Linked DNA regions of Homo sapiens: region 1 is linked to region 2. Evidence: chromatin contacts called from ENCODE Hi-C data. All regions are on one chromosome and are shown on one strand. The core of a region is the stretch at or near the end of the contact, and the rest is flanking DNA. Distances in the headings are between cores, read along the strand shown.

Region 1 (5,223 bases), core at 2,644-5,143, 100 kb before region 2:
AAGGCTGGTGTTCTCAATGTCGCCTGGAAAAGGAGATAAAGAAAAAAAAGTAAGGGTTTTTGGTTTCCTCCGGTCTTGCCATTCTTTTTTTTTTTTTTTTTTTTTTGAGATGGAGTCTTGCTCTGTCGCCCAGGTTGCAGTGCGGTGGTATGATCTCGGTTCACTACAACCCCCGCCTCCCGGGTTCAAGCGATTCTCCTGCCTCAGCCTCCTGAGTAGCTGGGACTACAGGTGTCCGCCACTGCGTCTGGCTAATTTCTGTATTTTTAGTAGAGACGGGGTTTCACCGTCTTGGCCAGGCTGGTCTCGAACTCCTGACCTTGTGATCCACCCGCCTTACCATTCCTTTCTCTGTTCCCTCCTCCTTCCTGCTTCTGGTGTTCTTCCTCACATGACCAACCAGGCACCCAGGAAGTGGACGTCCCTTGGACACCCTCCCCATCACTCTCTGGGGATCCCTCAGGGCTCCAGGTAGCACATGGCGGCGAAGGGTGTGGGGAATTGAGCATTTCCTCACCTGTGACCAGGAGCTTCACTGGCTCACTGGGGAAAGACCAGGCATGGTTGTTATAGGAGCCAAAACATCGGTATGTCCCTCTGTGGGCTGTGGTCACAGGGCCCAGGGGGAACTCCGCCTGGACCTTCCCGTATCCGCGCTGTACGTGGCTGGATCTTCCCTCCTTGAGCAGTAAGAACATGCTTGTTGCAGTGTCTAGACGGCAGTAGAAGGTCACCTTCTCTCCCGAGATCACTTCGGGTCCAGGATGAACCGAGAGGGTGGGTGTGTCATACATTTCTATGAGAGAAGGTGGGGCCACCACACCAGAAACTCAGTGATGAGCAGCCAGCTATTTTTTTTTTTCTTTCTTTAGAGATGGAGTCTCTCTCTGTCGCCCAGGCTGGAGTGCAGTGACACGATCTTGGCTCACTGCAACCTCCGCCTCCCGGGTTCAAGCGTTTCTCCTGCCTCACCCTCCCAAGTAGCTGGGACTACAGGGGCCTGCCACCATGCCTGGCAGCCAGCTTTTTTTTTTTTTTTTAATTATTATTTTGGTCAAATACACACAATAGAAGATTTACCGTCTAAAACCATTTTTAAAAATGATACAGGGTCTTGCTCTGTTTCCCAGGCTGGAGCGCCGTGGCACTATCTTTGCTTACTGAAGCCTCGACCTCCTGGGTCAGGAGTTTGAGACCAGCCTGGTCAACATGGTGAAACCCCGTCTCTACTAAAAATGCAAAAATTAGCCGGGTGTGGTGGCACATGCCTGTAATCTCAACTACTTGGGAGGCTGAGGCAGGAGAATTGAGGCTGAGGCAGAGGTTGCAGTGAGCTGAGATTGTACCACTGCACTGCAGCGAGACTGTCTCAAAAAAAAAAAAAAAAGCCCCGGCCAGCCGCCCCGTCCGGGAGGTTGGGGGGCAGCCCCCGCCCGGCCACTGCCCCGTCTGGGAGGTGGGGGGGCGCCTCTGCCCGGCCGCCCCGTCTGGGAAGTGAGGAGCCCCTCTGCCCGGCCGCCACCCCGTCTGGGAGGTGTACCCAACAGCTCATTGAGAACGGGCCATGATGACGATGGCGGTTTTGTCGAATAGAAAAAGGGGAAATGTGGGGAAAAGAAAGAGAGATCAGATTGTTACTGTGTCTGTGTAGAAAGAAGTAGACATAGGAGACTCCATTTTGTTCTGTACTAAGACAAATTCTTCTGCTTTGGGATGCTGTTAATCTATGACCTTACCCCCAACCCCGTGCTCTCTGAAACATGTGCTGTGTCCACTCAGGGTTAAATGGATTAAGGGCGGTGCAAGATGTGCTTTGTTAAACAGATGCTTGAAGGCAGCATGCTCCTTAAGAGTCATCACCACTCCCTAATCTCAAGTACCCAGGGACACAAACACTGCGGAAGGCCGCAGGGACCTCTGCCTAGGAAAGCCAGAGACCTTTGTTCACATGTTTATCTGCTGACCTTCTCTCCACTATTGTCCTATGACCCTGCCAAATCCCCCTCTCCGAGAAACACCCAAGAATGATCAATAAATACTAAAAAAATTAAAAAAAAAAGAATAAATGAGTAGCTGTGTTCCCCTGCCAGAACCTCCAAACAAGGTCCAAAGACCCTGAGCAAATGAAAAGGCACAGACAAAAAATATATATATTTCAACACAAGTATATGACACAGAATATAGAAATAACTTTTCCTAATCAATCAAAATATAAGCAACCCAATTTAAAAATAGGCAAAAGATTTAAATAGACATTTCACAAAAGAAGATATTTGAATGGACATGAAATACTGTTGTGAGCTGCATAATGACATTTTGGCCAACAATGTACCACATATATGATGGTGGTCCCATAAGATTATAATGAAACTGAAAAATTCCTATTGCCTGATGACATCATAGCCTTCCTAGCACAAAGTATTGCTCATGTGTTTTTGGTGTTGCTGGTATAAACAAACCTAATTGTATAGCACATACAATTATGTATGTATATGTAACTATGTATAATACTTGATAATAATAATAAACAACCATATTGTTAAAAAAAAAAAAAAGCTAATTTTTTTTTTTTTTTAGAAAACCACCACCTGGCTGGGTGTGATGGCTCACACCTGTAATCCCAGCACTTTGGGAGGGTGAGGCGGGCGGATCATCTGAGGTCAGGAGTTCGACACCACCCTGGCCAACATGGTGAAACCCCATCTCTACTAAAAATACAAAATGTGGCGTAGTGGTGGGTGCCTGTGATCCCAGCTACTTGGGAAGCTGAGGCTGGAGAATCACTTGAACCCAGGAGGTGGAGGTTGCAGTGACTGGAGATTGCACCACTGCACTCCAGCCTGGGTGACAAGAGCGAAACTCCGTCTCAAAACAGATAAAAAAAAAAAAAACCCACCACCTGTGATGGGTGAGGGAAGCAAAGTGTAAGCCACTGCGCCTGGCCCACAGGCATTGTTTTTGAGGACATTCCTCAGTCATACCCCTGCATACAAATATCTATCTCAGAATCTGTGTCATGGAGAAACTGACTGAGGACACATCTGCTCCTAGGACGTAGAGACACGGTCTGCAGACAACCCCTTGTAGGCAAGGATTGTGATGGGGATCACCCCTCCTTCCAGCCTCCTACCGAGACAAGCAGTGTCTGAGTGGGGCTTGGAAGAGTTCATAGATGATGCTGCATCCCGGATGCAGACTGAGATCACTCTCCAGTTAGAGAACCGGACAGTTACCTGTTACCACCAGATCCAGCAAGTTGCTGGGCTCTGACCAGAGCTCCCCAACCCGATAGATGCAGCTGTATTGCCCTGCCATGCGGGAGTTCATGTCCGGGATGTAGAATTGGACTTTGTTAATCCGCTCAGGGGGTTTTGGTCTGTCCACGGCAAAAAGGCTTCCTTCAAAGTGCAGCTGGTATTCAACAGCCCCATAATTTCCCTGGCAACAGATGGTCACTTGCTTTTCCTTTGGAACCATGAAATGGGGCTCGGCCCAGATGAACGGTTTTGGGAGAGTCTCTGGAAGGGAATCAGAGGCTGGAGTTCCAGCGGAGCCCCCTCCCCCCAACCTTAGGCTCCACCCAGCTGCTGGCCCCAAGCTCTCCTGGGAAGCCAGCACCCTGTCCCCTCACCCCAGCCGTGCTTGGGTGGAAGGAGCTTGGCCTGAATCCGGAAGAGTGACCCTGGGCTTTGAAGGAAGGACTCACGCTGCTGGGCGCTGATCCTCTGACTCAGACACAGCCCTGGAAGACGGGAGTAATGAGACCTGTTGCCTCCCAGGCACACCGTGATCCCATTCCCCTTCCACGCCAGAACTCACCGACGCAGAGCAGGGCAGGGAGTGTGGAAGACATCGCTCAGATTCTGCCGGCCTAGTGCTGAGCAGTGGGGACTGAGCCGGGCGGGCCAGGGAGATAGATACACAGGAAGTGGTGGGTGAGCACCAGCGCCCATCACCAGAGCGCTTTCACGTTGACTGCTTTCATCAGAACGTTCACAACTCCCCTCCGCCTCTGACCATGAGCTTACAGAAAGGCCGTGGTCCCTCTGACACATCTGTGGTCTAGCCAGCAACTCTGACAATTGTCTGCTCAGCCCAAAATGCATTTCTGGGTCAACTTCTCAATTCTGCAATGTGGAGGTCGTACCCAGAGCTGACTGTGGGAAGTTGTGCCCAATCATGCCCAGAGGAAACCCCCTGAGAATCGTATAAAAACATAGGGAGTTTCACAGTGAGATACTGGAACAGGAATTAAAAGAAATTACAGAATGTGTAAACAAAAACTCAGTTGTATTTAAGAAAACCCAGTTCCCCCCGAGGAAGAGAAAGAGGTGGAGTCCTTTAAACATGAACTGCCTGTTTTTCTGTCTGTGGCTAGTGAGCCTTATCTCTCCCTTTCCCAGGCATTGTGAAGACCCTGTTTCTCTTGCCGTGCGGCTGCAAGGTCACTAGACAGGATAACCTCAAGTCGTAAAACATATTTTTCTTGAAAAGTAAGGAATAATGTGATGCATGTCTCAATTGAATAACTGCCTTTGTTTCTTGCTTCTGTAATATGCTTCCCCCTGCACAGATCTCCCCCAACCCCACAAAATGCTTAAAAGGTAACCGGACTCTCTGTTCGAGCCTCAGTCTTTTTGGATGTTAATCTGACTGGGGCCGGTGCACCTAAATAATAATAATAATAATAAATCCTCCTCAACCCCTCGGTCTCTCTGATTCCTAAATTATCCCTCAACAATACCATCTCACACCAGTCAGAATGGCCATTACTGAAAAGCCAGAAATTAACAGATGCTGGTGAGATTGTGGAGCAAAGGGGACACTTATACACTGTTGGTGGGTGTAAATTAGTTCAGCCACTGTGGAAAGCAGTTTGGTTTGGAGATATTTCAGAGAACTACAAACAGAGTTACCATTCAGCCCAGCAATCCCATCGCTGGGTATATAGCCAAAGGAAAATAAATCATTCTACCAAAAAGACACATGCACTTGTATGTTCATTGCAGCAGGATTCACAATAGTGAAGACATGGAATCCACCCAGGTCCCATCAGAGGTGGACTGGATAAAGACAATGTGATATGTATACACCACAGAACGCTATACAGCCTTGAAAAATCACAAGATTATGTCCTTTGCAGCAACATGGATGCAGCTAGAGGCCATTATCCTAAGCGAGTTAACACAGAAACAGAAAACCAAATACTGGCCAGACACGGTG
Region 2 (5,529 bases), core at 2,409-4,908:
ATGAATGGATAGAGAGAAAGTAGTACATACACACAATGGAGACAACTCATCCATACAAAGAGTAACGTCCTGTCATTTGCAGCCACATGGATGGACTGGAGGTCATTACAAGGATTGCCATTTCTTACTCACATGCAGGATGTAAAAGGTGGACCTCATGAAGGTAGAGAGTAGAATGGTGGATACCAGAGGTTAGGAAGGAAGGGGTGGAGGGTAACAAAAGAAGAATATAAAAGTATTTATTTATTTATTTAGAGACAGAGTCTCTCTGTGTCACCAGGCTGCAGTGCAGTGGCATGATCTCAGCTCACTGCAACCTCCTCCTCCTGGGTTTAAGCCACTCTCCCGCCTCAGCCTCCCAAGTTGCTGGGATTATAGGCGCCTGGCACCATGCCTGGCTAATTTTATTTTTTTTGTCTTTTTAGTAAAGATTGGTTCCCCCATGTTGGCCAGGCTGGTCTCCAGCCCCTGATTTTAAATGATCCACCTGCCTTGGCGTCTCAAAATGCTGAGATTACAGGCATGAGCCACCGCACACAGCATATAAAGGTATTTATGATCCCTAGATTTTACACTTAAAAATGGTAAAGTTGATAAATTATATAGGTATATTTAACCTCAATCAGCATTTTTTCAAAGGAAAAGAAAAAGTGTAGGGGTTGCTGGTGATGACATCTCTGTGTAGGTGAGAGGCCAGGGTGGGCTTCTGGGAAATGGGTAAGGTTGAGGGGCTGAGGGAACCTCTGATCTCCCCAAACTGAGCCCAGTCTCCCTCCTCTGGGTCTGTCCTGACCACTTTCTCCATCTGCCTGGGTACCCGGAGCCCTTACTGCAAGCTTCCATGCAGGCCATGCAGGAGGGTTTGGAGGTGCCCTGTCTGCCATCCTGTGCCCTGATCCCACCCTCACACCATGCTGCATCTTCTCTCCACATCTGTCCATGCTTCTCTCCATCATCAGCAGGAAGCTCCTCAGCTAAGGCTCTAGGACCATAGGACATGGGACAGACATTGGCTTTCCTCACCTGTGACAGAAACAGGCAGTGGGTCACTCGGGTCTGACCACTCGTAGGGAGATCCATGGAAAGAGCCGAAGCATCTGTAGGTCTCTCCGTGGGTGGCAGGACCCAGAGGGAAGTCGGCCTGGAATGTTCCATTGATGCTGGGCACTGCAGGGAGCCTAAGTTCATGGGCTTCCCCCTCCCTGGATAGATGGTAGATGTCAAAGGAGCTCTGGGAGCTGCAGGACAAGGTCACGTTCTCTCCTGCGCGAACCGTGGGGCCCGGCCGGGCTGTAAGCGAAGGTTTCTCATATAGACCTGGAAGGAGAAGAGGCAGTTTCCTCAGGGAGGTTCTTCCTTGTCACAGCTCCCCTCCCACCTGAGCTGAGAACTCACTGCCCTGCTCTATGGCCTAGTGCTCTCTCTCTCTCTCTCACCCTCCACCCCCAACTCTTCCTGTCGATCCCTCCCTATGTGGTTCCAGCCTGGTGGTGGCATCAGCAGTGCACCCTTGCTGATCTCAGGGTAGCCAACCTTCTTGTTTGGTTTTTTAACTTGTCCTTCACCTGGGTTCCTGTGTTGGTTTCCTGTTGTTGCTGGAGAAAATTATCACAAACATGGCGGCAGGAGAGAACACACTGACCCCTTCCACTTCTGGAGACAGAAATCAGACCCTGTTCTTCCTGGGCTACAATCAAGGCATCTGCAGGGCTGCATTCCCTCTGGAGACTCGGGAGAATCAGTTCCATTGATTTCTCCAGCCCCTTCGTGGCTCGTGGTCTTCCTCCACCTTCAAAGCCCACAGTGGCTGGTGGAGTATCCCACGATGCTGCTCTAATCCCCATTCTCCTCTTCCTTCTCCACTCATATGGACCCTTGTGATTACACTGAGCCCAGTGGGAGAGTCCAGGCCATCTCCCCATCTCAAGGTCAACTCATCAACAACCTGAGCTCCATCTTCCCCTTCAGTCCCCTGCCCTATAACATAGTCACAGGCTCCAAGGATTACAATGTGGCCATCGATGGGGACAGTTATTCTTTCCAACACAGCACCCATTCCCCTGTATTCAATCCCCCTTTACCCCAAATATAGTTGGGGCCTGGATGATCGGACTCTGGTGGACACCCCCACCAGAAGCTCTGGGACTCAGGAGGTGGGACAAGGAGAAGCCCAGACAGGAGCCCTCTGACCTGTGACCATGATCACCAGGGGGTTGCTGGGTGCCGACCACTCAGTGGGGGAGTGCGGGTGAAAACCTCGACATCTGTAGGTCCCTGCGTGTGCTGGGGTCACAGGGCTAATGAGGAAACTGTTCCAGAATATTCTGTTGTAGAGCTCAGGGACAGGGACCCCATCTTTCTTGTACAGCGTGAAGATGTTAAACCCACGACGATAGTGACACCGAAGAGTCACGTGTCCTCCTTGAGGCACCACAGCGCTGGGCCAGGCAGAGCAGAAGGGCTTGTCCTGACCACCTTGGGGAGAAGGAGATGCCGCCTCAGAGAGGAGTATGTTGAGCTGCCCCTCCCTCCCTGTGCTCAGAAGATTCTCCCCATTTCTTCTTTCTAAGGCTCCTACCACACCTGGGTGCCTGGGGCTACAGGAAGGACCCATCCCGCATAGACGTGGCGTCTCCCTACAACAAAAGTGTCAGTTGAGAACTGAGCAGGTGCTGAGTAAGGGACTCTTACTAGATTTTAATACTGCAAGATTAGTTACACCAAAGAACACAAAGTAGACATGGGGTGGAGGGTATGACCTTTGTGAATGGAATATTAGCTAATGCCTGAACCACAATAAACAACTGAGCTCCATCAGAGGATTTGGAATGGCAGGGTCGTGGCTGTGGTTCCCCCACCTCTTCTGGCAGAATGACAGCAGCCACACTGCAGCCCCTACCGTCATGGAAACGCTGGAGGGTGTGAGTTACCCTCTTGTCCTCAGAGGACCTGCTGTTCCTAACACTGCTACCCTTCCCTCCTCTGTCGGTGACACCACATCCCCCCACACACCCCAGCTTTGAGCACCTCAGTATCCCGCCTGGGCCACACAGAGCTCAACTCAGCCATGGGGAAGAAAGGCTGGGGAGGGCTAAGACAAAACAGAGGGCTGAGCATACCAGGATCTCCTCTTACTAGTTCATGAGAGACTCCCAGGATCTCCTCTTACTAGTTCATGAGAGACTCCCAGGATCTCCTCTTACTAGTTCATGAGAGACTCCCCCCAGGCCTTCCCATGGTCAGCCCATCAGCCCACCCTCTGTGCTGCCTCCCTCCCATTTCTGGAAAATTCACTTGTATTGGGGTGAAGATGGCAACCCATCATTTGGGGAAGGACTCACCCACGTGTGCCCACACACTCTGGTCCAAGAAGAACCCTGCAAAGAAAGATCATGATGAACTATTCATCTCGGCAGCAACCTACCCTTTCCTCCTGAGCCACTGGGCGCCACGCTGGACTGAAAATTAACTCATCCTCACCACTCACTTGCTTCAGAACATGGCTCTCTGCTGGGGAGACACCCAATCTGCAGGCCCATAGTGTAACCCTGGTGCTCCTTCCCTTCCAGGACTCACCAAGACATGCCAGGATGATGACCGTGGGTGACATGGACATGGTGCAGCTTCTGCTGCCAGGACGCAGTGACTCGGCTCGACTGACCGGTGCAGAGGATGTGGTGAGGGGCCCGGATCGTGCAGTTGACACATTGACCACAACATGTGAAGGGGACATAGGTAGGCTTCTTCTACGTCATATGAGGTTCAAGTGGTGAATCAGTCAAGGGAGGAATGAGGGTTTCTGAAAACTGCAGACTAGACTTGTCACTTCACATCATGCGCAACGGCCAGGCTCAAAACACATCTCAGACTCACTTACCCCTGCACGGGACGATTGAATTCTGCACTCACATGAGGAAATTTGATGTATTTTTTTTTGTTTCTACCTGAGATTCAAACTCTCCTTGATATGTAATATGCAAAATACCTAATAGGTTTTATTAACACTATAGAGCAATCGTATTAAATAAATCATCATAATTTTCCATGGTTGTATTTTTCCTGTTAAGCCAGAAACAGATAAAATGATTTAAATCCCAGTAGAAAAGACTATATAGTTATTTCGCATCATAGAATTCCACCTTATTAGCAAAAACACAATATGTCAATTGAAGGTCTGGTCGTGTTATCTAGAATTTGTCTTATGACACAAGAGTCCAAATTCACAGTTCCCTGTCTCCCTTTTTGTCTCTCTGTAACGTGTGCTTTTTTTCTCCCTGTGTTGTTTGTGTGTCTTTCTTTCTCTCTCTCATTTGAGGAAAAAATATCAGACTGATAACATCCTCCAACTTGATACTGGAATATTGCAATAACTGAAGGTTGAAATCTACACATTTAATGTGCTGTCATTCTTACAAATGTCTCTTATTTACACCTATCTTTCTGGAGTTTGTAAGAACTTTTTCACTATGCATTTTAAATTTGTAAAACTCATAATTTTTAAAAAGGGATGGGTCTCACTGTTTGCCCAGGGTGGCCTTTACTCATTCTATAAGGCTGGCATCACCCTGATACTAAAGACAGAAAAGAACATTAAACAAAAGAAAACTACATGCCAATATTCCTGATGAACATAGAGGCAAAAATCCACAAAAAATACTAAGAACTGAATCCCGCAGCATATCAAAAAGTGAATCCACCATGATCAAGTCAACTTTATTCTTAGGGTGCAAGGTTGGTTGAACATACACAATCAATACATGTGATTCATCACCTAAACAAAACTAAAAACAAAAACCACATGATCTTCTCAACACACATGTAGAACATACTTTTTACTAAGCATTTCTTCATGTTAAAAGCCCTCAACAAGCTAAGCATTGAAGAAACATAACTCAATATAATAAGAGCCGCCTGTGACAAACCCACAACCAACATCATACTGAATGAGTAAAAGCTGGAAGAAGTTCCCTTCATAAGTGAAACAAGACAAGAATGCCCACTCTCACCATCCTATTCAACATAGTACTTGAAGTCCTAGACAGAGCCATCAGGAAAGAGAAAGAATTATAAGGCATCCAAGTAAGAAGAGAGTAGCAGAGAGAGGTAGTCAAATTACCTCTGTTTGAAGATGAGATAATTTCTATACCTAGAAACCCCATAGTCTCTGCCCAAAGGCTCCTACATCTGAGAAACAAACTTCAGCACAGTTTAAGGGCAGAAAGTCAATGTACAGGCTGGGTGTGGTGTCTCAGCCTGAAATCTAGCACTTTGGGAGGGCGAAGCGGGTGGATCACCTGAGGTCTGGAGTTCGAGACCAGCCTGGCCAACATGGCGAAACCCTGTCTCTACTAGAAACACAAATATAGCCGGACGGGGTGGTACGCAACTGTAGTCCCAGCTGCTTGGGAGGCTGAGTCAGGAGAACCGCTTGAACCTGGGAGGCAGAGGTTGCAGTGAGCGGAGATCACGCCATTGCACCTCAGCTTGGGCAACAACAGTGAAACTGCATCTCAAAAAAAAAACCAAAAC

Evidence for each region. Hi-C counts contacts between places; a loop is a spot of excess contacts on that map. Pooled maps may share reads with other maps.
Region 1: a map of natural killer cell shows a loop between it and region 2 (4-fold over the local background). The contact joins the promoter of NCR1 here to the promoter of KIR2DL4 in region 2. A Hi-C loop is called at or near these places in 1 of 168 maps with a recorded cell type or tissue (natural killer cell) and 1 of 50 pooled maps.

The regions. Positions count from the first base shown.
Region 1 is chr19:54,904,818-54,910,040 of GRCh38, reverse strand. It overlaps NCR1 (natural cytotoxicity triggering receptor 1), which reads right to left and starts at 3,893. Exons shown (of 7, transcript NM_004829.7): 1 at 3,820-3,893; 2 at 3,707-3,742; 3 at 3,234-3,518; 4 at 518-796; 5 at 1-23. The coding sequence starts at 3,853.
Region 2 is chr19:54,801,739-54,807,267 of GRCh38, reverse strand. It overlaps KIR2DL4 (killer cell immunoglobulin like receptor, two Ig domains and long cytoplasmic tail 4), which reads right to left and starts at 3,658. Exons shown (of 7, transcript NM_001080770.2): 1 at 3,577-3,658; 2 at 3,342-3,377; 3 at 2,191-2,475; 4 at 1,024-1,317. The coding sequence starts at 3,616.